Regions from separate parts of the Homo sapiens genome. Here regions 2 and 3 are each linked to region 1. Evidence: read pairs that join two places in POLR2A ChIA-PET (ENCODE). Cell type or tissue: PC-3. All regions are shown on one strand.

What was found. Peaks named below come from ENCODE experiments on the same cell type or tissue, not always from the same donor. Only the 100,000 strongest peaks of a DNase experiment are listed, where the experiment ranks them.
Region 2: POLR2A ChIA-PET joins it to region 1 with 15 read pairs; 3 of 35 experiments call an interaction of 5 or more read pairs at or near these places.
Region 3: POLR2A ChIA-PET joins it to region 1 with 10 read pairs; 7 of 35 experiments call an interaction of 5 or more read pairs at or near these places.

What each region holds. Positions count from the first base shown.
Region 1 is chr6:25,307,747-25,315,746 of GRCh38, reverse strand. All of the region lies in intron 2 of CARMIL1 (capping protein regulator and myosin 1 linker 1), which reads right to left. Among named protein-coding and RNA genes, the nearest start is that of CARMIL1, 32 kb to the right of the region's middle. RefSeq lists enhancers at 1-88, 4,144-4,644. In PC-3, no CTCF peak of the experiment used is centred here; DNase peaks (open chromatin) are centred at 2,846, 3,316 and 4,346; H3K4me3 peaks cover 1,033 bases; H3K27ac peaks cover 2,844 bases.
Region 2 is chr6:25,471,890-25,479,889 of GRCh38, reverse strand. CARMIL1 (capping protein regulator and myosin 1 linker 1) reads right to left here. Exons shown (of 37, transcript NM_017640.6): 11 at 7,369-7,463. Among named protein-coding and RNA genes, the nearest start is that of SCGN, 180 kb to the left of the region's middle. In PC-3, a CTCF peak has its summit at 7,392; DNase peaks (open chromatin) are centred at 2,519 and 3,599; H3K27ac peaks cover 1,500 bases.
Region 3 is chr6:25,437,918-25,445,917 of GRCh38, reverse strand. All of the region lies in intron 5 of CARMIL1 (capping protein regulator and myosin 1 linker 1), which reads right to left. It also overlaps a transcript of LOC124901281 not described here. Among named protein-coding and RNA genes, the nearest start is that of CARMIL1, 160 kb to the right of the region's middle. In PC-3, no CTCF peak of the experiment used is centred here; no DNase peak of the experiment used is centred here.

The DNA.
Region 1 (8,000 bases):
GCCTAGAATATTGATGAATCAAATCCTGCCAATTCCCAATTTGTGTGAAAGGGTTCCTTCATTTATATGACAACAGTGTGAAACTAAGAATGCATTTTGTCATAGAAAGAATAAGAGATTACCTGAGGTGGAATTAACTAATCTGCCTGGAAGGAAACACAAAAAAACAATGGCGGGTGGGGGAAGAGATGAGAGAAAAAAAGCAGGCAGCGGTATGGAGGAGGCTGTGGAGAGCCAGTGCCCTGCTCGGGCCCCAGTCTGGCACCTGCCGCCATGTGTGGGCATTTAGGGAGCCCTTAGGGTAGACCGCAGAGAGAGCGACCAAGCTGCTATGTTTGCAAGGGCGATGTTTATAACTGAGGAGTGCCTATCATCCTCACACAGTGAGCAGTAAATGAGGAGAGAAGATGCCTACCAAGACAAAGGATCAAAGCAGAGGCTTAGAATTGGTATGTAAGAGAAAACCTCTCCACACCACAGGGTTCCTAGGATTAAACAGGATAGACTAGGATATTTTCCTTAATGCAATGGAAATGAGCACTGTCCTTATAATCTAAGACATAGAGCCTCATCCACACTCTGCCTCTCATGTTCTGCAACTTTGGGAGGACACCTAAAGACTGCCTTCACTTTCTTCATCTGTAAAAGGAAGATAATTAGGACCCGCTTCACACAGTTACTGTGAGGATTAAAACAGATAATACATATAGTACTGACATATAGGAAGCTTTTAATAAATAGGAGCTATTGTATTTTTCTCCACTGCTTTCTCACAAAGCAGTGACAAAGGCTATCTCTGTAGTTCCATTCCTACTATAATAACCCCTAAGTCAGTGATACTTTTTCAGTCCCCTCTCAGAGTTTGCTGCTATTTTTCTGACTCTGAAGCAAATTAGTATATACAGCAAAACCTTAAATATGCAGGCAAAATCTAACCATCATAAAAATAAAAGTTATTTTGGGCATCTATACAGAGTACATCCATCTGTATCATAGCCAGGTCCTGCAATAAAGCCAAGTATATACTCAACTGTTGGTAAATATCTGAAAGATGGAGGCAGTCTCATTAAGGAAACAGCTGGATATACCAGGAAACAACATGGATATGTGACATACTGATAAGGAGGGCAAAAACTAGCTTAACTATCATTGTGAATATATAAGTGCATGTGTGAATGTATACATACATATATATGTATGTGTATGTATACGTATATATGTGTATGTATGTATTGTGTGTGGGGGTGTGTATATATATAATTTTTTTTTTTTTTGAGACAGAATCTTGCTCTGTCGCCCAGGCTGGAGTGCAGTGGTGTGATCTCAGCTCACTGCAACCTCTGCCTCCCGGGTTCAAGCAATTCTCCTGCCTCAGCCTCCCAAGTAGCTGGGACTACAGGCACGTGCCACCACACCCAGCTAATTTTTGTATTTTTAGTAGAGACAGGGTTTCACCATGTTGGCCAGGATGGTCTTGGGCTCCTGACCTCGTGATCCACCCGCCTCGGCCTCCCAAAGTGCTGGGATGGAGGCCGAGGCGGGTGGGTGGATCACAAGGTCAGGAGCCACAGCATAAGCCACTAGGCCCAGCCACATATATAATCTTTAAGTTTGCTTCAAAATTCAGGCAGAAAGACTTGCCAAAGAGTTTAGAGTTCAGACTTCCTCCAGGATTTTTTTATATCCTTTAACATAGCACATTTATCTCCCTATATTCAAATGTCTTACCCACTTTAATTAGAAAAAGACTGACTACAAAGAAAACATAGAATCAATAACTGAACATCTAATTTTAAACTCTCATTGGACTCATCACCTCTTCCCTTCCAAGTCTCATGAGGGCCTGCTTTAGCAAAACTGACTCCATGTTTCTACATCCTGTGGTTTCTCATGCCCACTCTGAGAAGTGAAAAAAAACAGTTGAAAGGCAAGACATCAGAGAGGGAATGTTATAGGCCAACCTCCAGATAAGTGAGCTCTAAAACGCATTTATTTGGAAGTTTAAGGCATCCAATTTTTTTAAATACACCATTTCTGGTTTCTCCCAAATAACTGTATATATACAGCCTTCCCTGGGTAAAGATCTTTAAAATGCTGGCACTATTAATGTATACAAGGTCTCTGTCCTTGACTATTTGCCTGACTGCTAACTAGTTAGCGGTGGCCCTGGCCCTGCCCCTCATCCTCATGCTGCCCAGAGTCCCTCCAAATAGGTTGTAGGCTCAGTGCTCTCATCCCCCCATCTTTCTGCCCACTATGTATCTGCAGCCTTATAGGACCAAATCTATACTGGCACAAAAATATAAAATGATAAGGATAGCAACTTGAGCAGGGAAGGTGCATCAGGGAAACAGCCAGGCCTATGGGCAAGGCTGGCAGAAGAGCCAGCAATTCCTTTCTATCTGAAGAAGAAACCCGTTCTTCCAGGGCAGGCTGCAGGCGCTGTCAAGAACAGAGTGAAAGGAGGAAGAGACCCTTCTCTCCCTCTAGGCAAAACTTCAGGTCACCCATCTTGCAAAATCTAAGCTTGGTTTTTTTTTCTTAATCATTCCCACACTCGTGAAGATAACTGTGTTTACTATGTGGGGAAAATTTTTTATTTTCAAAATAAAATTATGGGAGGTAAGCTCAGCTCATCCACAGTTTTTGCAGAGTTCTTACTGGCCAATTTGGGAGAAGAGTTTCTCTGAGTTCATCACATGCTGCCATCCACTAGAGGACAGAAGCATGACTAAATGTAAACCTTGATAAAAGCTTTTTACAACTCAGAAAGGGAAACAAGGGTTTCTTCTCTCCACTCGTTCCCCTCCTCTGGTTTTTTTTTTTTTTTTTTTTTTTTTTAACTGAGTCATGCAAAGGAAATTTTAGGCACTGGCAGAACAGAGGTGGGGCATTATAGAGATCTGCCAGCTGTTTCCTTAAATAATGCAAATCTCCTTACAACGTGGCAAGACTTCAAACTGTTTTCACTAATTTCTCAGGGAAAAAAAAAAAGACAAAAGTAATCTGAAAGTGGGGGGGATGGAAAATTCCAAAAGCTACCCCATTAGTAATACTGAGTGACTGAAGGAATAAAACAATATAAACTCTAAAAAGAAAGTTTCCCCACCAGAATATTAATCTCCCAACCAAGTAAGTGACCTCAATTAAAGAGACACATTTGAGTTTAAAAAAACAAAAACAACAAAAAATGAGTTAGGAATTAAATGAAAATTCCAGCGTTATCATGGGTGTGGCCCTCAAGAAATTTACTTTCTTACATCCATGGAGTTTTGCCTTTTTACAAGCTTATGTTTTGCAATCATCCTGGCTATTTTCCCAGAAGAAAAAAAAAATTGGTGGAACAAGGGGAAGGATGTCTAAAATTTGGAAATCATCCTTGGTATCTTAACCAGGGAAAAGCTCTCAGGTCTCTTGTCTTGGGGAATATACTCCTGTACTAAAGCAGTCAAACAAAATTTCAACAAGTTTATGACAAATAGGAAGTCCAGCCTTTGGTGAGGTCGCTGTCAGGAGTTCTATAAACCTTGGGTGCTCTAAAGTTTATCTGAGCACACCCAGATGGGAGGGGGTGAGAGGAAATATAGACAGGATAGGACAAAAAGGTTTTTAATCCTTCACCTTGACAAGATGTCTTATTTTGAAAGTGTTTAATTTAGAATGTATATAATCACCAATAACTAGATTTGAAGTTCCATGAGCACAGGACAATATTTTACCCTTTTGTTGTAATCGTTGCCTCCCACAAGACCTAGCAAATGCTATATGTGATGGATGTCAAACTACTTTTATTGACTAAGAGAAAAATAATGTCCCAGCAGTTTGACAGGCGGCTAATGCCTCCTGAGACAAAATCAGTGGCTAGTAATCGAGAGTGGGATGGGAGAATTGTGTCTTCAAAATCACCTTGGAGATCACTTTCAAACTACTTATCCCCTGGCCCTCTAAGATCATGACACACCCACAAGGGTATGCCCACTTTTCCCTTCTAAACTAAGTGTGCCATTGTTTCTGATGGGTGTGTATCATATCTATTAGGTGTGTACCTTTGCAGGTTGGGGGGATGGATGGCTAATGATTTACAGCTTTTCACAATAGAACCTTCAGGGTGAGAGGAGGGGCAAGCACCTGGATCTGATGGGTGGGGGTGGGAACTGGGGCTTAACAGCTTTTACAGATCTCCATCTAATGCTCTTTTTTTCCCCCGCTCTATATATCCTACAGCCTTATGCAAGACCTAGAGCTTCCAAATCCTGAACTTTTCTGGAGTTTTATGGAGCTAACTGGCTCACTTACTGATATCCTCTTTGAGATCCTTAGAGTCCAGCTTCCTCTGCTTAGCCAGTCAGTGACTAAGCCAGTCAGCTTAGTCAGTGACTCCTTCCAAAGACATCTTGATGGCAATTAACTGCTGTGATCTCCTCTCCTATTCTCCTACCTTTGAGGTGCCTGTGTCTTTTTTATTTCATTATTTATTTTATTTCATTTTAGAGACATTTTGGAAAAACTAAAGGTACTTATGCGTTCAACCCGTCATGGTTTTTTTTGTGTTTTGTTTTGTTTTGAGACAAGAGTCTTGCTCTGCCACCCAGGCTGGAGTGCAGTGGCACGATCTTGGCTCACTGCAACCTCCGCCTCCTGGGTTCAAGCAATTCTCTGGCCTCAGCCTCCCGAGTGGCTGGTATTACAGGCGCCCACCACCACACCCGGCCAGTTTTTTGTATTTTTAGTAGAGATGGAATTTCACCATGTTGGCCAGGCTGGTCTCAACCTCCTGACCTCAGGTGATCCACCCACCTTGGCCACCGCACCCGGCCTCAACCCACCATGTTTTATAGAAGTCATTTTAATTGCTTGTACATCTTCTCTGCCAGATCACAAAAAAAACAAAATCACACAAATCTTACATATGCTCCCAGAATTTAGTGCAATCTAGGCCTATGGTAAATATTTTAATATTTGTTGAATAAATGAATCATTTTAAAAGTGTAGAAATCACAGAACTTTAAGCTTTCAAAGGATCTTCAGCTTTCTAGGTTCTTCTCTCTCCTGTATCTCTCCAATCTTCTAGTGGAACCATATTTAAAGCTCCAGATTAATAAATAATCTCCTTTTAAAAAATCCCTAGAGCAGTGGCTTTCATATTTTTCTGATTGCAACCCGGAATATAGAATACTTCTTACGTCACAATTTGCTAGATGCGCTCATATAGCTACTGAAAATAAATTTCATGCAACAATACTTACCCTTACCACATGGAATGTCCTCTAACATCTACTATTCTATTTTAGTTCACCTCCTAAAAAATGCTGGCCATGATTCACTAAACTGAATTCACAACCTACTAATGGGTGATCAGCTGCAGTTTGAAAAACTTTTCTATTCAACCTATCTCTCAAGCCGCAGCTTGGATATGGTGGCCTCAGGGGCAGCCTTCCCTGACTCCCTAATTAAGTCTACATGTCCCTCCTTTATGTTCTCATGGTATATGATCCTTCTACACTTTTTTGTGGTAGGCCTGGATCTGTAGGATAGGCAAGACATCTAGGGGATCAGAGACTTGAGCACATATGCCCACACAAAAACTTGTATGCACGCTCATAAGAGCATTACTCACATAGTGAGAAGGTGGAAACAACCCACAATCTATTAGTGAAGGAATAGATTAAAAAAAGATGTGGCCCGGCGGGGTGGCTCACTCCTGTAATCCCAGCACTTTGGGAGGCAGAGGCGGGTGGATCATGAGGTCAGGAGTTTAAGACCAGCCTGGCCAAGGAGGTGAAGCCCCACCTCTACTAAAAATACAAAAATTAGCCGGGTGCGGTGGCGTGCACCTGTAATCCCAACTACTCGAGAAGCTGAGACAGGAGAATCCCTTGAACCCAGGAGACGGAGCTTGCAGTGAGCCGAGATCGTGCCATTGCATTCTAGCCTGGGCAACAGAGCAAGATTCTGTCTCCAAAAAAAAAAAAAAAAAAAAGATGTGGTATATTCATACAGTGGAATATCATTCAACCATAATAAAAGAAGAATGAAGTTCTAACCCATGCTACAACATGGAAGAACTTTGAAAATATTATGCTAAATGACATAAGCCAGACATGAAGGCCACATATTATATAATTCCATTTATATAAAATATCTAGACTAGGCCGGTCCATAGAGACAGAAAGTAGACTAGCTGTTGCCAAGGGCTGAGAAGGATAGGTGGACTGGGGATAAGTGTTAAAGGGAAGAGGTTTCTTTTTGGGGTTAAAAAAAAAAAAAGGCTCAAAATTGATTCTGGTAATAGATGCACAACTCTGTGAATATACTAATAGCCACTGAATTGTACACTTTAAACAGGTGAAATGTATGGTATGTGAATTACTTTTTTTTTTTTTTTTTTTTTTGAGAGGGACTCTTGCTCTGTTACCCAAGCTGGAGTGCAGTGGCATGATCTGAGCTCATTGCAACCTCCACCTCCCAACTTCAAGTAATTTTCAAGTGCTGGGATTACAGATGTGAGCCACCACACCCAGCCTGAATTACATCTTTAATAAAGTTGTTTTAAGAGAGAGGCTAGGTGTGATGGCTCATGCCTGTAATCTCAGCACTTTAAGAGGCCTAGGCGGGAGGATCACTTGAGCCCAGGAGTTCATGACCAGCCTGGGCAACATAGTGAGACCCTGTCTCCATTTTCAAAATAAAAATTAAAACAGAGAAAAATCTAAGGGAGACCTGGAAATTGGACTAAGTTGCAGGAGGCAGGTGCAGAATTTATTTTACTTATCCCTGGCTTCTAGCACAAGGCTCATAGGCATGGCAAAGGCTCCATAAGTATTTGTTGAATTAATAGTTGATTCTATGACAATGAGTGGATGGGCTTTCTCAGTCATGTAAAGCTTCCACCTTGGGGTACTCCCATGTTAACCATTCAAAGAAGGAAAAATGAGCTTCCTTTTTTATTAAGTGAACTTCCACCTTCACTTAAAAGATATCCAATACTCCTGATGATTATAAACTGAAGGATTTTTTAAAGTAAGAAAAATATTATGTTTCCCTGTTTCACTGTTAAAAAAAAAAATGGCCGGAACAGTGGCTCACGCCTGTAATCCCAGCACTTTGGGAGGCCAAGGCAGGTGGATCACAAGGTCAGGAGTTCGAGACCAGCCTGGCCAACAAGGTGAAACCCCATCTCTATGAAAAATACAAAAAATTAACCAGGTGTGGTGGCACGCGCCTGTAGTCCCTGCTACTCGGGAGGCTGAGGCAGGAGAATCACTTGAATCTGGGAGTCAGAGGTTGCAGTAAGCCGAGATCGTGCCACTGCACTCCAGTCTGGGTGACAAAGGGAGACTCCATCTCAAAAAAAAAAAAAAAAAAAAAATGGTTGTACAATAGTCCTTCTCACGGAACCTCACATGAAATTCTATTAATAAGAGCTTTCTCAGGCACAGTGACAAAGGGGTGTTGTTGGAAACTGTGTTGCTCAAAGTTTTATCATACTCCACAGCTGACTACAAACTGATATTTTAAGCTTAATTCCTGCACAGAAAGTTTCAGCTCAGCTATAGACAACAGCAAGCCACCAAAAGAGACAAGAAATAAGGGCTAAGAGAAACTAAAAACACAAAAGCAATGCACTGTTATGTTTGTTAATAAAAGTAGAACTTTATATCCATGTGAAATATGTAGCCTAATCTGCACACAGCCATTTTTTAGCCTAAGCATAACTGGATGGCTACCTTGTTTAAAGTCTTATCAGTGCCATTTGAATGCCAACATCCACAGCCACCTGCCGTAACAACACTTGCTTGCTATAAATAAGTAGATAACATTCTCTCCCAAGAGGTAAAAATTCTGGTTATCTATTAAAAGCAAAACCAATAACCAAAATAACCCATCTTTTAGCTATCCCTCATTTATCAAAAAAGAGGCTTACACTTCAGATTTAGATGCCTGCAGAGTGGTCCCCCAAAAAAGCAGTATCTAAACAAAATAAAGACTAACACGGCACA
Region 2 (8,000 bases), 160 kb before region 1:
AGTGGGAATTTTAAAAATATTTTGAGTTAAATCTAAAAACTATGGTATTAAAATCTTTGGGATCTAACTAGAGCCATGCCTAGAGAGAAATCAATAGACCTAAATACATATTTTAAGAAAGATAAAAAACTGGAAAATAATTATCTAATTATCCAGCTCAAAAAACAGCAAATTAATCCTCACCCACCTCTGTAAACAGAAGGAAGGAAAAAAAATAAGAAAAAGGGAAGAATCCAGTTAAATAGATAGCAGCCATAAAAATAAGTAAATTTAACAAAGTTGGTTCTTTAAAAATACTAACAAAATTAATAAACTCCAACAAGACTGGTAAAATAAATAAATGAGAAACAGAGATCAAATTATCAAAATCAAATGAAAAGAGAATGTAAAGATCTTACAGGCGTTGAATTATAACTCGAGGGTATAAACACATCTGTAAGTCAAAAAACTATCATTTTAATAGAAAGGAACAAATCCCTTATGAAAAACATGACAGACCAAAACTAATTTAAGAAGAAGTAAATAATCTCAATAGTTCTCTATCTATTCAAGGAAACAAATCTATTATTAAAAAATCTCTCCACAAAGAGAAGCAAAAGAAGCCACACACAAAGGAGTACATAGGCAAAGAACAGGCAAAGCTCATCCATCATGAGAGAAGTCAGAATAGTAGTTATCTTTTCCAAGTGGTAGAGGACAGGGCTGGTAATCACTGGGGCAAACCACAAGGTAAGTCTGGAGAACGGTGGGAACATTCTGTCTCTTGATCTTGGTAGTGGTTTCTGGGAGAAACAAAAGGCCTCTTCTCTGTTAGAAAGCATACACATTGGAACATTGTGGATGTCAGAGCACAGGTGAGTAAAAATTTTTACATTTCTACCAATTCTATAACTTTCCTGGAGAGTTCAGAAACACTAAGGAAAGTAAGTGAAAAAGCAAAATACAATGAAGTATTTCCATTTCAAAAATAAGGCTGAGAGGAAAAGACTTAGAACCAAGAGTATAAGAATATAGGCATACTGGAAAAAATTGAGTCAATACTTCCAACTTTTAAACGCCCTAAATCTAAATCTATGCCCTTTTTTTTTTTCCCCAAGATGGAGTCCCACTCTGTCACCCAGGCTGGAGTGCAGAGGCGCGATCTCGGCTCACTGCAACCTCCTCCTCCCAGGTTCAAGGGAATCTCCTGCCTCAGCCTCCCGAGTAGCTGAGACTACAGGCACGTGCCACCACGCTCGGCTAATTTTTTGTATTTTTAGTAAAGACGGGGTTTCACTGTGTTAGCCAGGATGGTCTTGATCTCCTGACCTTGTGATCTGCCCGCCTCGGCCTCCCAAAGTGCTAGGATTATAGGCGTGAGCCACCGTGCCCAGCCAATCTATGCCATTTTTAAAATATTGCTTTACCTGTTTAACCATAAAAATATCAATTATTTCATTTAATCCTTAGAACATTCTTATTTGGTAGGTACTATCATTGTATTTTTAATATAAGGAAGCTGAGGTACAGAGAAGGTAGGTAACTTGTCCAAGAACACTTAGCTAGAAAGCTGTGAAGCCAGGAATTAAACCCATGTGTTTCGACTCTGGGACTCACTGATATACACTGAGACATGAAAGACCTAAAACACCAAGAAAAGTAAGCAGCAATCCTAGAATCTATAAGTCTCTTGTCTTATTTAGAAGATCAAATCAGAGCCACCACCAAATAGCTGGGAAAAAATATGAGCGTACTTCAGGTCAACAAAAAACACTAGAGCTAGGATTCTAAATGGTGTCTAAATGAAATAATCGAATTTTGAATAGAGTGAGTGGAGAAGCCTGGGCAACAGAGTGAGACCACATCACTACAAAAAAAAATTTAAAAATTAGCCAGGTGTGGTAGTGCACACCTGCAATCCCAGCTACTTGGGAGACTGAGTGGGGAGGATGGCTTGAGCCCAGGAAATGGAGGTTGCAGTGAGCCATTATTACACCACCATACTCCAGCCTGGGCAACAGAGTGAGACCTTGTCTCAAAAAAAAAAAAAAAAAAAAAGTGATGAGAAGAAGTGAGGACAGACATTTCTGAAAAGGCTGAAATCATAAAAACTAAGGTAATTGGGACAGATAACTAGGAAAAACAGAACACAGAATTTGCAATGCTTAGAGAAGTAAAGCATAAATGTACACACATATATTAGTATTAGAAAACTAAAACTAAAGTTTCCCCTGAACAATGTACTCTGACATTTTCTGTTCTATTCCACTGCTTTAAAAAAAAAAAATTGCTTGTCATGAACTATTAAATTGATTTCACAGCCAGCTAATGGGTCTTCACCCACAGTCCAAAAAAACACTGTGTTAGATGAAGACCAAGAGCAAGCTGGTGAACAGGCATGGCCTGGCAACAAGGATAAGAATAGCTTGTGTATGTGTGTGGTCTGTTCACCATCTTGTGTTGCTCTTGCAGAAAGAGAGCAGGAGGGTATCTAGCATTTGAAGGATTACTCATACACATTATACCTCTGCTTACTAAGTCATACTCGAACCTCCTTTACCACAACCCCCTCAGCAATCAGAAGACTGCAGGCCTGGTCCTCTGTACATAGATGTGAAAATAACAGAGATTTGCTGCATCAACATTCATATCATACAACTCTTTGAGAGTTTCCAAATAAGTCCCTGAGTGGAAGGTTTAGGTACAAAACCACATTCCATTTGCTGTTTAAATTCCTCAGAATTCCTGGCCACTTAACTGTTAAGACCTTATCTCCCTTGTTTTTTTTTTGTTGTTGTTTGTTTTTTGTTTTTTTTTTTTTTTGAGACGGAATTTCTCTCAGTCGCCAGGCTGGAGTGCAGTGACACAATCTCGGCTCACTGCAACCTCTGACTCCCTGATTCAAGCGATTCTCCTGCCTCAGCCTCTCGAGTAGCTGGGATTACAGGCACACACCACCACACCCAGCTAATGTTTGTATTTTTAGTAGAGATGGGGTTTCACCACATTGACCAGGATGGTCTCAATCTCCTGACCTCATGATCCGCTAGCCTCAGCCTCCCAAAGTGCTGGGATTACAGTCGTGAGCCACCGCGCCCAGGCCCTTGTATTTCTTTGAGCTTCCTTACAAATAATAGTCCTGGCTTAGTGTTTTTTATATCCTGTATAACTTAATTATAGACCTCTCATTCACCCTTTTTATTAGTTTTAAACACAAAATACCATCACTGAAAAGCTTGGGAACAAAAATTACTAAAAGTTTTCTCTAGATTGAAATTTCAATAAATATTTTACACTCAATTAGATTTCTTGTGGAATTTCCATCCATGAGCAGAAAAGCTACCAATCATCTTCAGGTATTTAGCCTGAATGAAAAGAATAAAGAATTTGTGTTCAGGAGGCTCATCCCCAAGAGTAAAGAAAGGTGGGAGATATGAATGTTGGCAGTTGCCTGTGAGCACTGGCAAATACAGCAATGAATGAATTTAGAAGAGGCAGAAATGAGAAAAGTCTTGGTCTGCGAAAATATTTCCAGGATGTCAAAATTTGAGGGTATGTGAGCAGAAACCACACAACAGACTTGGCAGGAGCATTCAAGGCTATCCTTGGAATGATTCATGATGACAGCACTGGTGAATGGGACGCAGCTAGATAAAAGGACACAAAGTCAGGTCTCAGGAGTAGGAAAGCAGAGGGAAAAAGTAGGCAAACATCATCTTTGAACACATGGTCTGACTCTATCCAAAACAAATCTCTCAAACTTCACCGTAATTTTCAAGTGCAAATAAAAAAACTATACAAGAGCATTAAGATTGAATAAAATCAAATCAATCAAATTCGATTTAAAGAAAATATTTGTTGATTGTGGACGAAGTCTTACACTAGACACTTTGCATCTTAGGAAAGAAGGAAGGGGAGACAGAAAACCCAGAAGGTGGGGATGAGAGGAAGCAAGGTGCTGAAGCATGAGGGAAGAAATGTCCACCTCTAGTTCTCATGTGGGCAGAATGAAGTAAGTGCTATTATGGAAGTTTGCACAGGAGCTCCAAAGTGAGGGCAAGACAGAAGAAACTGCACCTGTGGTGACAAGTTGTCTAATGTGGCTGCACCTCAGAGAACATGAAGCGGACAACGGGAGAGAAAACAAAGGGCCTCAAATTCATTCTTCCTCTTCCATCTCCCCAAACAATGTGTGGTGTTTTAAGTCTAGCTTCTTTCACTCAACAGTGTTTTTGAGGTTCATCCATGATGTGGCATGTGTCAGAATTCCATTCTCTTTTGAGTAGTATTCCAGTGCACATATTATATATACCGCATTTTATGTAACCACTCTCCAGTGATGAACATTTGGATTGTTTCTACTTTTTGACTATTATAACTAATACTGCTACAAACATTCATTCACAAGTCTCTGTGTGGACCTAAGTCTCCTTTCTCTTTGGTGATAAAACTAGGAGTGGAATTTCTGGGTTATATGGCAGATTTGAGTTTAACTTTTTTTTTTTTTTTTGAGACGGAGTCTCACTCTCTCACCCAGGCTAGAATGCAGTGGCTCGATCTTGGCTCACTGCAAGCTCTGCCTCCCCAGTCACCATTCTCCTGCCTCAGCCTCCCGAGTAGCTGGGACTACAGGTGCCTGCCACCACGCCCAGCTAATACTTTGTATTTTAGTAGAGACAGGGTTTCACAGTGTTAGCCAGGATGGTCTCGATCTCCTGACTTCGTGATCCACCCACCTCGGCCTCCCAAAGTGCTGGGATTACAGGCGTGAGCCACCACGCCCAGCCAAGTTTAACTTTTTAAGAAACTATCTAACATGTTTTGCATGTGGCTGTACCATTTTACACTCCCACCAGCAATGTAGGAGTTTCCATTTCTTCACATCCTTTCTAAGACTTATTTTGATTATTGCCACACTACTGCTTTTGAAATGGTACCTCACTGTGGCTTTGATTTGCATTTCTCTAAACACTGAGAAGTGTCCCCTTCCTGGTCCATCTTAACTCTAGATTTCATTTGCTTAAGAACCTTCCTCAAACAACTACCTCCCTCTAGAGATTTTTTCTTGTCTGTCGATAAATATGACTGAATCCTTCCCATTTTAAAAACAAAACCAAAAATAGCCCTCCTATAAACAGTGATCACCATGATTTCTACTTTGTCACATTCACCTCTCTGTAGTATCTAATAGAGAAACATTTGTTTTTCCTAAGAATTGAGTATACCCTAGAGAAACTCCTATTCCATTACTATGCGTCCATTAATTTCAGCTTTGGCTTATTCTATGAGGGTACTTTTTGCGTGATCTAGTTTTCTAATTCAGTCTCAACCTTCCTGTAGATTCACTACTTTAGATGATGACAAGTTACGCTGGAGATTTTTGCTTGAATACAACCTAGGTATCTTTGTCAGCACAGAACAATAACCATATTAAGGACAAAAAGAAAAACTGAACATCTATATCATATATTCAGCTCAGTTTAATAATTAATACTCAGCTGGGTGCGGTGGCTCACGCCTGTAATCCCAGCACTTTGGGAGGCCGAGGTGGGTGGATCACGAGGTCAGGAGTTCGAGACCAACCTGGCTAACACGGTGAAACCCCATCTCTACTAAAAAAAAAAAAATACAAAAAATTAGCTGGGCATGGTGGTGGGCACCTGTAGTCCCAGCTACTCGGGAGGCTGAGGCAGGAGAATGGCATGAACCTGGGAGGCAGAGCTTGCGGTGAGCCAAGATCGCGCCACTGCACTCCAGCCTGGGGGACAAAGCAAGACTCCTTCTCAAAAAAAAAAAAAAATTAATACTCATCAAATATAACATTGAAAGGTGAAAGGCCTTATTCAACAAACCTGGAAAACATTTGCAACAGAAAATGAAAACAAAATAGTCCCACTAGAGATAAACCAATTCCTTCTTAAACCTTGTCCATCAGTGTTCTACTAAGAATTCAAATTCTCAAGTTTCCCTTTCTAAACCTACTGACTCCTCTCTCTACCCATGCAAACACTTTTAATAAAATGTTCTGACTCTTCGTGAACTACAGTCCTTCATCCTTTCCCTATTCTCACACTCAAATCTTGTTAAATATTAAAAGATAATAGTGGTAAATAGAATTCTAAGATAGTCCCCAAGATTCTCACCCCCGGGTGTATACGCCCTGTGCAATTTCCTTGAATATGGGGGTGGGGAGCAGTAAATATACTGTTGACTCTTGAACAACATGGGTTTGAACTGCACTGGTCCACTTCCGTGTGGATTTTTCTCCACCTCTGCCACTGCTGACACAGCAAGATTAAGGCCTTCTTTTCTTCCTCCTTCTCCTCAGCCTAGTCAATGTGAAGATGACCAAGATAAAGACCTTTATGATGATCTACTTCCACTTAATGAACAGGAAATATATTTTCTTATTCTTATGATTTTCTTAATAAAATTTTATTTAGCTTAAAGAATACAATATATAATACATATAACATACAAAATACATGTTAGTCAACTTTTTATTGGCAAGGCTTCCAGTCAACCCTGCTATTAGTAGTTAAGTTTTGAGGGAGTCAAAAGTTACATGTGAATTTTTGGTTGCTTGGGGTCAGTGCCCCTAACTCTTGTGTCGTTCAAGGGTCAACAGTAATGAGACATCCCTACCATGATTAGGTTACTAATCACTTGACTTTGAGTTCATGAAAAACAGGGAAATTGTCACGGGTGGGCCTGATGCAGTCAGGTGAACTGTTTAAAAGAAACTAAAGCATCAGAGAGATGTACTCCAGCTGGCCTCACACACAAAGCAAACTTCTGTGTTGTGAGATAGGGGGGTCACATGGCAAGAACCATTCTAGGAGCACAGCCTCTAGGAGGTGGGAGTGGTGCCCACTGACAGCTAGTAAGAAACTGGGGACATCGAGCTTATAGCTCCAAGGAAATTAATTCCACCAATAACCAGTGAACTTAAGGAGGACTCCAGGTTACAGATGAGAGCACAACCCTTGCTGACAACTTGCCTTGTCTTGAGAGACAGACCCAGAGCACAGAACCCAGCTAACCCGTACCCAGACTCCTGAGCCAAGGACAGTATGAGATAATAAATTTGTATCATTTTAAGCTGCCAAGTATGTGGTAATTTGTTATGCAGGACTATGTAACTAATAAAACATATTAAAAATAATATCTTCCTTTCCTTTTGTTTCACTTCAAAAAAGGTGAAGCAGATCATACAATTGTAACATAAGCATTTATATGAAAGGGTGGAAAGAACTGGAAGCCAACAGGACCATTAACAGCACTTATAATTACAACTTAGCTTGATACAGCTCTTCAGGCATGGCTAAATTAAAATTCTCTAATCCTCTTACAATTCTGGCATCAATGATAATGAGAACTCTGCAGTACCTCTATCCTCCAGTGGGTTGCCAGCAAGGTTAATTGTGTGGAGTCCTGAGTTGGGATTATGTGCTAGAGCACTGGCCAGTTTTTGTGCAAAATCTCTGCGTGTAAACAAAACAATAAGATTAAATAACAAAATGTAAAACCATTCGAACGGAACATTTAAAGCTTAGAACAGAGTGAAATCTAAATAGAGAAACCTCCCTTACAATATTAGTCTATATAGCATATATTTCTTAATACCCATTAACACCTCATTAGAGAATTTGTAAAGCCACAGCCAGAAAACGGTTCATTCTGATTGGCCAAAAGCAAAAAGAAAATATACAATTGCCCCTTTAAAGGCACTCTGTTGTGTGCTATTAACAGTACTTTCTGGCCCCTCCATAATTTAAAAAAAAAAAAAATCCTGGATTGAACCTGCTTTTCATGAAAATTATAGTATTCACCACATCTTATTTCTCATTCCATGCAATTGTGAATGCAAAACTGATTACACTAATTATTAAGTTTAAAGGTTACAATTGCTAGTGCTACATTTTGGCAAAAATTAAAACCACTGTTTTAGTTATGTTTAACTTCAAATAATGTACTAAGTGCTATGATTATGAAACTGTCAACCCTCCTCACTTAGCAGT
Region 3 (8,000 bases), 130 kb before region 1:
AGTACAAAAAAATCCATGTTGTTTTCATGCCTACTAATTCAATATCCATTCTGCAGCCCATGGATCCAGGAATAGGTTTGACTTTCAAGTCTTATTAAGAAATATATTTTGTGTCTGTAATCCCAGCCGAGGCGTGTGGATCACGAGGTCAGGAGATCGAGACCATCCCGGCTAACATGGTGAAACCCCATCTCTACTAAAAATACAAAAAAAAAATTAGCCGGACCTGGTGGCGGGCACCTGTAGTCCCAGTTACTCGGAAGGCTGAGACAGGAGAATGGCATGAACCTGGGAGGCGGAGCTTGCAGTGAGCCGAGATCACGCCACTGCACTCCAGCCTGGGTAACTGAGCAAGACAACAACTCAAAAAAAAAAAAAAAAGAAATATATTTTGTAAGGCAATATAAGCAGCCATAGATAGTGATTCCTCTGATGCATCTGGGCAAAGTAAATTGAAAACCTTCAGAAAAAAATCACCATCATAGATGCCATTGAGAACATTCATGACTCACGGGAAGAGGTCAAAATATCAACATCAACAGGAGTTCCAAAAAAGTTGATTCCAAACCTCATGGATGACCTTGAAGGGTATAAGAGTTTAGTGGAGGAAGTAACTGCAGATATGGTGAAAACAGCAATAGAATTAGAATTAAAAGTGGAGCCTGAAAATGTGAATGAATTGTTGTAATCCACGAAAAAACTTTTAACAAATGAGAAGTTGCTTCTTATGGATGAGCAAAGAAAGAAGTTTCTTGAGATGGAATCTACTTCTGATAAAGATACTGTGAACATGCTGGTCATCAGAGAAATGCAAGGCAAAACCACAATGAGATACCATCTCACGCCAGTTAGAATGGCAATCATTAAAAAGTCAGGGAACAACAGATGCTGGAGAGGATGTGGAGAAATAGGAACACTTTTACACTGTTGGTGGGAGTGTAAAGTAGTTCAACCATTGTGGAAGACAGTGTGGCGATTCCTCAAGGATCTAGAACTAGAATTACCATTTGACCCAGCAATCCCATTACTGGGTATATACCCAAAGGATTATAAATCCTGCTACTATAAAGACACATGCACATGTATGTTTATTGCAGCACTATTCACAATAGCAAAGACTTGGAACCATACCAGATGTCCATCAATGATAGACTGGATTAAGAAAATGTAGTGCATATACTCCATGGAATACTATGCTGCCATAAAAAAGGATGAATTCATGTCCTTTGCAGGGACATGGATGAGGCTGGAAACCATCATTCTCAGCAAACTATCACAAGGACAGAAAACCAAACACCGCATCTTCTCACTCAAAGGTGGGAATTGAACAATGAGATCACTTGGACACAGGGCAGGGAACATCACAAACCGGGGCCTGTCGGGCGGTGGGGGCTGGGGGAGGGATAGTATTAGGAGAAATACCTAATGTAAATGATGAGTTGATGGGTGTAGCAAACCAGCATGGCACATGTATACCTTTGTATCAAACCTGCATGTTGTGCACATGTACCCTAGAACTTAAAATATAATTTAAAAAAAAAAGACACTGTGAACCTGGTTGAAATGACAATAAAAGATTGTTTTTCTTTTTTTTTTAATGTCCCTTGAGTCATAACAAATGATTTAGAATATTTCGTAAACTTACCTGATAAAGCAGTGGGAGGGCTGAAGACAATTGACTCCAATTTTAAAACAAGTTCTACTGTGAGTAAAATGCTATCAAACAGCATTGCATGCCACAGAGAAATCACTCATGAAAGAAAGGGTCAATTGATGTGGTAAACCTCACTGTTGTCTTATTTTAAGAAATTGTAAGTCCAGGCGCAGTGGCTCATGCCTGTAATCCCAGCACTTTGGAAGGCTGAGGCAGGCGGATCACCTGAGGTCGGGAGTTCGAGAGCAGCCTGACCAACATGGAGAAACCCCATCTCTACTAAAAACACAAAATTATTCGGGCGTGGTGGTGCATGCCTGTAATCCCAGCTACTCCGGAGGCTGAGGCCAGAGAATGGCTTGAACCCAGGAGGCAGAGGTTGCAGTGAGCCGAGATCGTGCCATTGCACTCTAGCCTGAGCAACAAGAGCAAAACTCCATCTCAAAAAAAAAAAAGAAATTGCCATAGCCACCCCAACTCTTAGCAACCACCACCCTGATAGTCACAGCAGCCATCAGCTTCCACACAAGCAAAACCTTCTCCAGCAAAAACATTACAATTCACTGAAGGCTCAGGTGACTGTTAGCATTTTTTAGCAACAAAGTATTTTTAAGGTATATATATTCTTCTAGACATAATGCTATTGCATACTTTAGTAAACGTAACTTTTATATGCACTGAGAAACCAAAAAGTTCTTGACTCACTTTATTGCAATGGTCTGGAACCAAACCCATAGTACCTCCAAGGTATGCCTGTTTACCTAATACATGTCAGATGTCATTAATTTCTTCAAATTCCGTGTAAATGCACAAGATCTACAAGTGCAGCATGATTTTTGTCTATTTTACCCAAAGGAACCTGTAATTAAGAACCATTATTTTAATACTTCGGGGTAACCATGTTTGAGAAGACATTATAATTAAAATGATATTACAGAATCTGGCAATTTGGAATGGTTCATCTTGGTTCAAAACCATCATCTGGCATTTTAATGGCATTATATTCTGTCTACATCAAGACAATGAAGCAGATATTATGCAAAGAAACAGCAAGGCTGTCAGAAGTAGGCACAGCCATTATTCAACTCAATTAGGTAAACCTTGGACACAGAAAGCTGGACTTCTGTCTGACCTCATCTAGGATCACATTTCTCTTTTAAAATTCTTGCTTTGTTTCCATAAAACTGCAGGCCATGCTCTTTTGATGATACATAGGGGGTTCAGCTACTCAAACACAGGAAGAAAATATGGCAAAAATCTTTGACCGGAAGCTGGTGGGATTAAAAACAGGAAGCTGACAGTCTACAACTACAGAAAGAAATAAATTAATCTTGATGGTAGATTTGGAAACCAGAGCCTCAGTTTTACTCGAAAAACAAAAGTGGACATTCACACTCAGGGTTAAGGGGAAATCAATCAGAGAGTAAAGGAGGCAGCAGCTAGGGGAGACATCTGTGCGAACCAACCTGCAGACGTGTCCAGCGGGGCCTTTTCAAGTAGCTCCGCTTCTTTACAGTTCTCATTTTTCTTTTTCAACTGAGATTTCAGGAGCTAAAGTAGTCTCATGAAACAAGTTCATTCATTTCCATAAGAGATAAAGTTGTAAAAACTAAATTTCCAGAAGGTAGGAACTGTTTCTTATCTATGCTAACACTGTGCACAGAAATAATAAGTGAGAGGAGAATCCACTCTACAGAAGTTGTTTTCCGCCTGTAGTGAAATGAGAGCAAGGAGCCCCATCAGTGTATTTGTTACCGGGCACCAGCTCACACACACATACACACACACACACACATACACACACACACTGTTAAATAGACAGAAAGACAGAGGATTTGTTGTCCAATAAGTACCATAAAAGGTAAACCAAAATCCTAAAACAAAACATAAGCAAGACATGTCTCTCACATGCAGGCAGCACTAGCGTTGATTCAGCATTTGCATTATATGCATTTAAATTGCACAAGACTCAGAAAATAGTTCTATGTGGCAGCAAGAAACAGCAAACTAGATGACAAACACACCAACTCTTTGTCCATGCAAATCTCATGATAAACTATTGACACAAAAAAATTATAGATTATTTTAATGTACTCACACTAATTGATTTCTTTAAAATTCAATTCCAATGCTCAGCCTATGCAACATGGCAGCTGTCTCCAGAATAGCACATGCTTTAATGCTGCAAGCCACACCACAACAAAAGGCTACCTACTGCTTTGCAAAGTGAAGAGACTACCAAAACACAGCAACCACCTTTCTCTTGTTTATATATAAACTCCTATTTCATCAGCTTTCTCCATAATAACCTCACATTTTCATACCTCATACCTGTATTAACAATATCATTTAATACTAAAAAAAAAAAATCTAGCTTTGTTTTGGAGACCAGCCAAGGTTCTTGATAGTAGAAAAGCTGAAGGCCGTAACACAGAATGACTTCCTGAAGAGAACTGCCATCACAGACAACCCTGAGAAAACAGATGACAACACTGAAGCTCTAAACCCTTCCCTAGTTCACCCCATAGGGTTGTCACTGTCTGAGAGGTGAGGCCTCCAAGGACAGTCTATAGCAAAGATTGGAATGTTAACAAAACACACGATAACAGTGATTTGAGTTGGGGTGATTTTTAAATTTAACTTAAATTTTCTTCTTTACAGATGTTCTCTATATTTTGAATTAAACTTTCCATATTTAATGAGGAGAAAATGTCATTTTAGAAGGGAAGGAGAGAGGGAGAGAGAAATATCCTAACATATATTTGGAGACAGGAGATGGGAAGAAAATATGACATGTAAATACTACAAATTTTAATTTAAATCCTTCATTTTTTTCCAACCTGCATTCTCTTAAGAGCTGATTACATATACATACACACACACACACATAGACACACACACACACACACACACACACACACACACATATATATATATATATATGTTTGTTTGTTTGTTTGTTTTGAGATGTGGTCTTACTCTGTCACCCAGGCTGGAGTGTAGTGGTGTGAGCATAGCTCACTGCAAGTTCAAACTCCTGGGCTCAAGTGATCCTCCCATTAGTTGGGAATACAAGCATATACCACCACACCCAGCTAATTTTTAAAATTTCTTAGTAGAAATGAGGTCTCACTATGTTGCCCAGGCTGTATATTTTCATATATTTGATTTGAATGATGGATGTTATTTTCAGAATTGTATATGGGTAAAATCAGAAATTCAGATCTTTGGAGGTATAGGTTCATTTATATAGAGTCATACGTAGAGTATTCAAGAACTGATTACCCAAACTGAGAATTTTCCAGGATCTAACTCCTCCTGATTCACCTGGTTCCTAATACCTCCTCATGAGACCCTTTTCTGTTCATCAGTCACCACCAGAGGTACCCTAAGCAAGGAAGGAGATGAGGACCCCCAAGACAGGCTCAGAAAATAAATTTGATGGGACAAATGAGTCATACAAGGTCTAAGGATTCTAAATATAGTTTCATATTCTCCAATTTATCATGAGTGGAATATATGACATTACTGGAAACATATTTTATTTTGCATGTTCTATTGTGCATTATTTATATAAACAAATATTCCCCTGACTGATAGCTTTGACTTAAGGCATACTGGGAATGTAGGAGAAAAGATACGGTTACCAACTTCTCCACCCTCTCTAGTCACACAACCAATACCAATAAAATTGTACGTTTCCCCTCCCAAAATCATATAATGCAATCTAAGGAACTTCAAGAGTAAAGGCACAACATAGAAACCACAAAATATTAGGCTTATCGAGACAAGCTAACTGTGTGTGTTGGGTAGAAAAGAGGAATGCAAGTCAAATACATTTAGGTAATTTAACTCTCTGCCAAGGCATTTTCTAAATTATAATCTGCACCTTCTCTCCAATTGGTCTCTTCATGTGAATTGCCTTTCCTTTCACTACTCTCTCCTCTGAATTTTCTCCATCCGTTTGCAGTAAATCTCCTCTGCAAAGCCAGCCTGTGCTCATTCATCTCCCACTTACACCCAATCATCTCCTGTCTCATCTGCTTCAGGTTACCTCAGCTAATGAGTTCATGGTTTGAAGGCAGGGCCACTGTCTTCTGACTTCTCTATGCCCCATGGTACATCACCCAACAAGGTACTGGAAATGGATTAAGTGTGAAGTGTATGTGCTCATCCAAAACCTCAGTCAGTACCTACTATGTGCCAAGAACTAGGGATTTAAGATTAATAAAAACATGGTCTTTGTTTAAGCAGCTCCCAGCCTAGAAGGAAAGACAGGTATGTTTTGTACTTTGCCTCTCACTTTCTCAAGGATATTGCTGATTTATTTATTAGGGCAGTCTCCAGCAACAAATCTCTCTTTCTACTGATCACTCCCCTCATTACAGCCATATGGTTTAAGCATATGCTTTTATCTCCCATTTTAAACACAAACAGAAATCCCCCGTAATCCCTCAGAGTGCGCTAGCTACATCCAATTTGTCAGTTCCCCTTAATAGCTGATCTTCTCTATGAAGTTGTCCACATATGCCACATCCATTTTCTCACTTCTGAGTTCATCCCTCAACCACAGCAGTCTGCCCTCCCAACCAGACCCCTAGACCTGCTCTCATCAAGGTGCCTATGTTATCCACGTCACCAACACTGGACACCTCTCTGCCTGCAGCTTATTCAGCCCCAGCATCATTCTGCAGAGTCAGCACTCCTTCCCAGGCCCTGGTTTTTCACTGGTTTTCCTCCTACCTTGACAGCCAGTCCTTACCCAACTCCATTTGTGGCTCTTCCTAGTTTACCTGACCTCTAAGTGTTGAGCTCATTCCAAGTATGCCTCCTCTACACATCTTTCTCCAGGTGATGTTATCAACAGCCATGCAGTGAAGACCATCTTGTGCTCAATGGCACTCACCTTTGCTCCAACTCCAGACCTCTCCTCCAAGCCCCAGCCTCACAAATCTGCCTACCTGATAGCCTCACCTAGTGGAGCTTGGAGGAGAGGTCTATGGAGGTCTTGTAGGTCCTAGACAAATAGATCTCAAATTCCACATGCCTAAAACAGAATGGCTACAGATCCCACCCCCCAGAAAATACTTGTCCCCCACCTACCCCAGGCCTTCTCTGTCTTGCTGTCATATTGGTCACCAAGTTATTAAAACCGGACTCTGAGGAGCCATCCTTGTTTTTCTTCTCTTTCTTTCCTCACTGCCCTTACCCACACTTACCTAATCCATCAGCAACTCCTGCATCCAAAATAAAGCTTACATCTACCCTCTCTCTTAATACCTAATGCTGCTACCTTTCTCCTGACCACAGTCATCTCTTGCCTAGATTACTACAAGTGTCCAAATTAGCTTTCTACTTCTATTCTTGCTCTGCCACCAGTCCATTCTCTTTAGCAGACAAAAAAAAAAAAAGATTTTCATAAACTATCTAAAGATTTATCTCCCACCCCTAAAATGTTACAGTGGCTTCCCAGGAAAATACTACTAAATCCCAACCTCTTTCCCACGAGGCTCTACATCAACTACATCTACATCACCAGGGCTGGTTCCAGCCCCCTCTTGAATCATTCCTCATCCCTTCCCATCTTTGTTCTTCATTATACCCCAGCCAAAGTGGATATCTTTCAGTTTCTCAGAGATACCAAGCCCTTTCTAGGCAAGAGAAATAGCATGAACAGAAGCCCTGGGAAGATGATATTCTTTGCCCTACTCTTATAGGGCAGGCGCCTTCTCTTCCCCTAGGTCTGTTGAAGTTATCATGGCCACAGGGAGGCCTTTGGAGACAGAAGTTTATTCTTTATACGAGTCCCATCTATTTCTCTCACAGCACTTACTCAAAGGTACTGTTACTTGATTTATGTATTTCCCTCTTTGGGGGGTTTCTTTCCCCAAGTTAAAATGTAAGTTCCACGTGGGCAGGGACCATGTTCACTGCTGGACCTCAACACTTAGCACTATGCCTAGCATATAGTAGAAAATCAATAAATAGTCATGGAATATATAAGTGTATGAACAAGCACTTACAACACAGTATGATGTGTACTAGTGCAGGAAGTGATCCAAAGTTCTTTGGAAACATGAATAAAGACTCTCTTTACAGATGAGAAGATACCTGAGTTAAATCTTTTGGAATTTGTCAGGATTAGAGCTATTATAATGGTGCTGAAAATATGAGAGAGCCTGATTGTGTTCAGGAACAGGAAAACAGTGGTATTCTGTGTCAGGCTATACAATTTACATTTTATCAGGAAAGCCAGCCATTTGAGAGCTTAGGCAAAGAACAGATACTGTTTGAATTATGAAAAGATAACTCGGATGACAGTATGAAGGATCACTTGCAAGAGAAG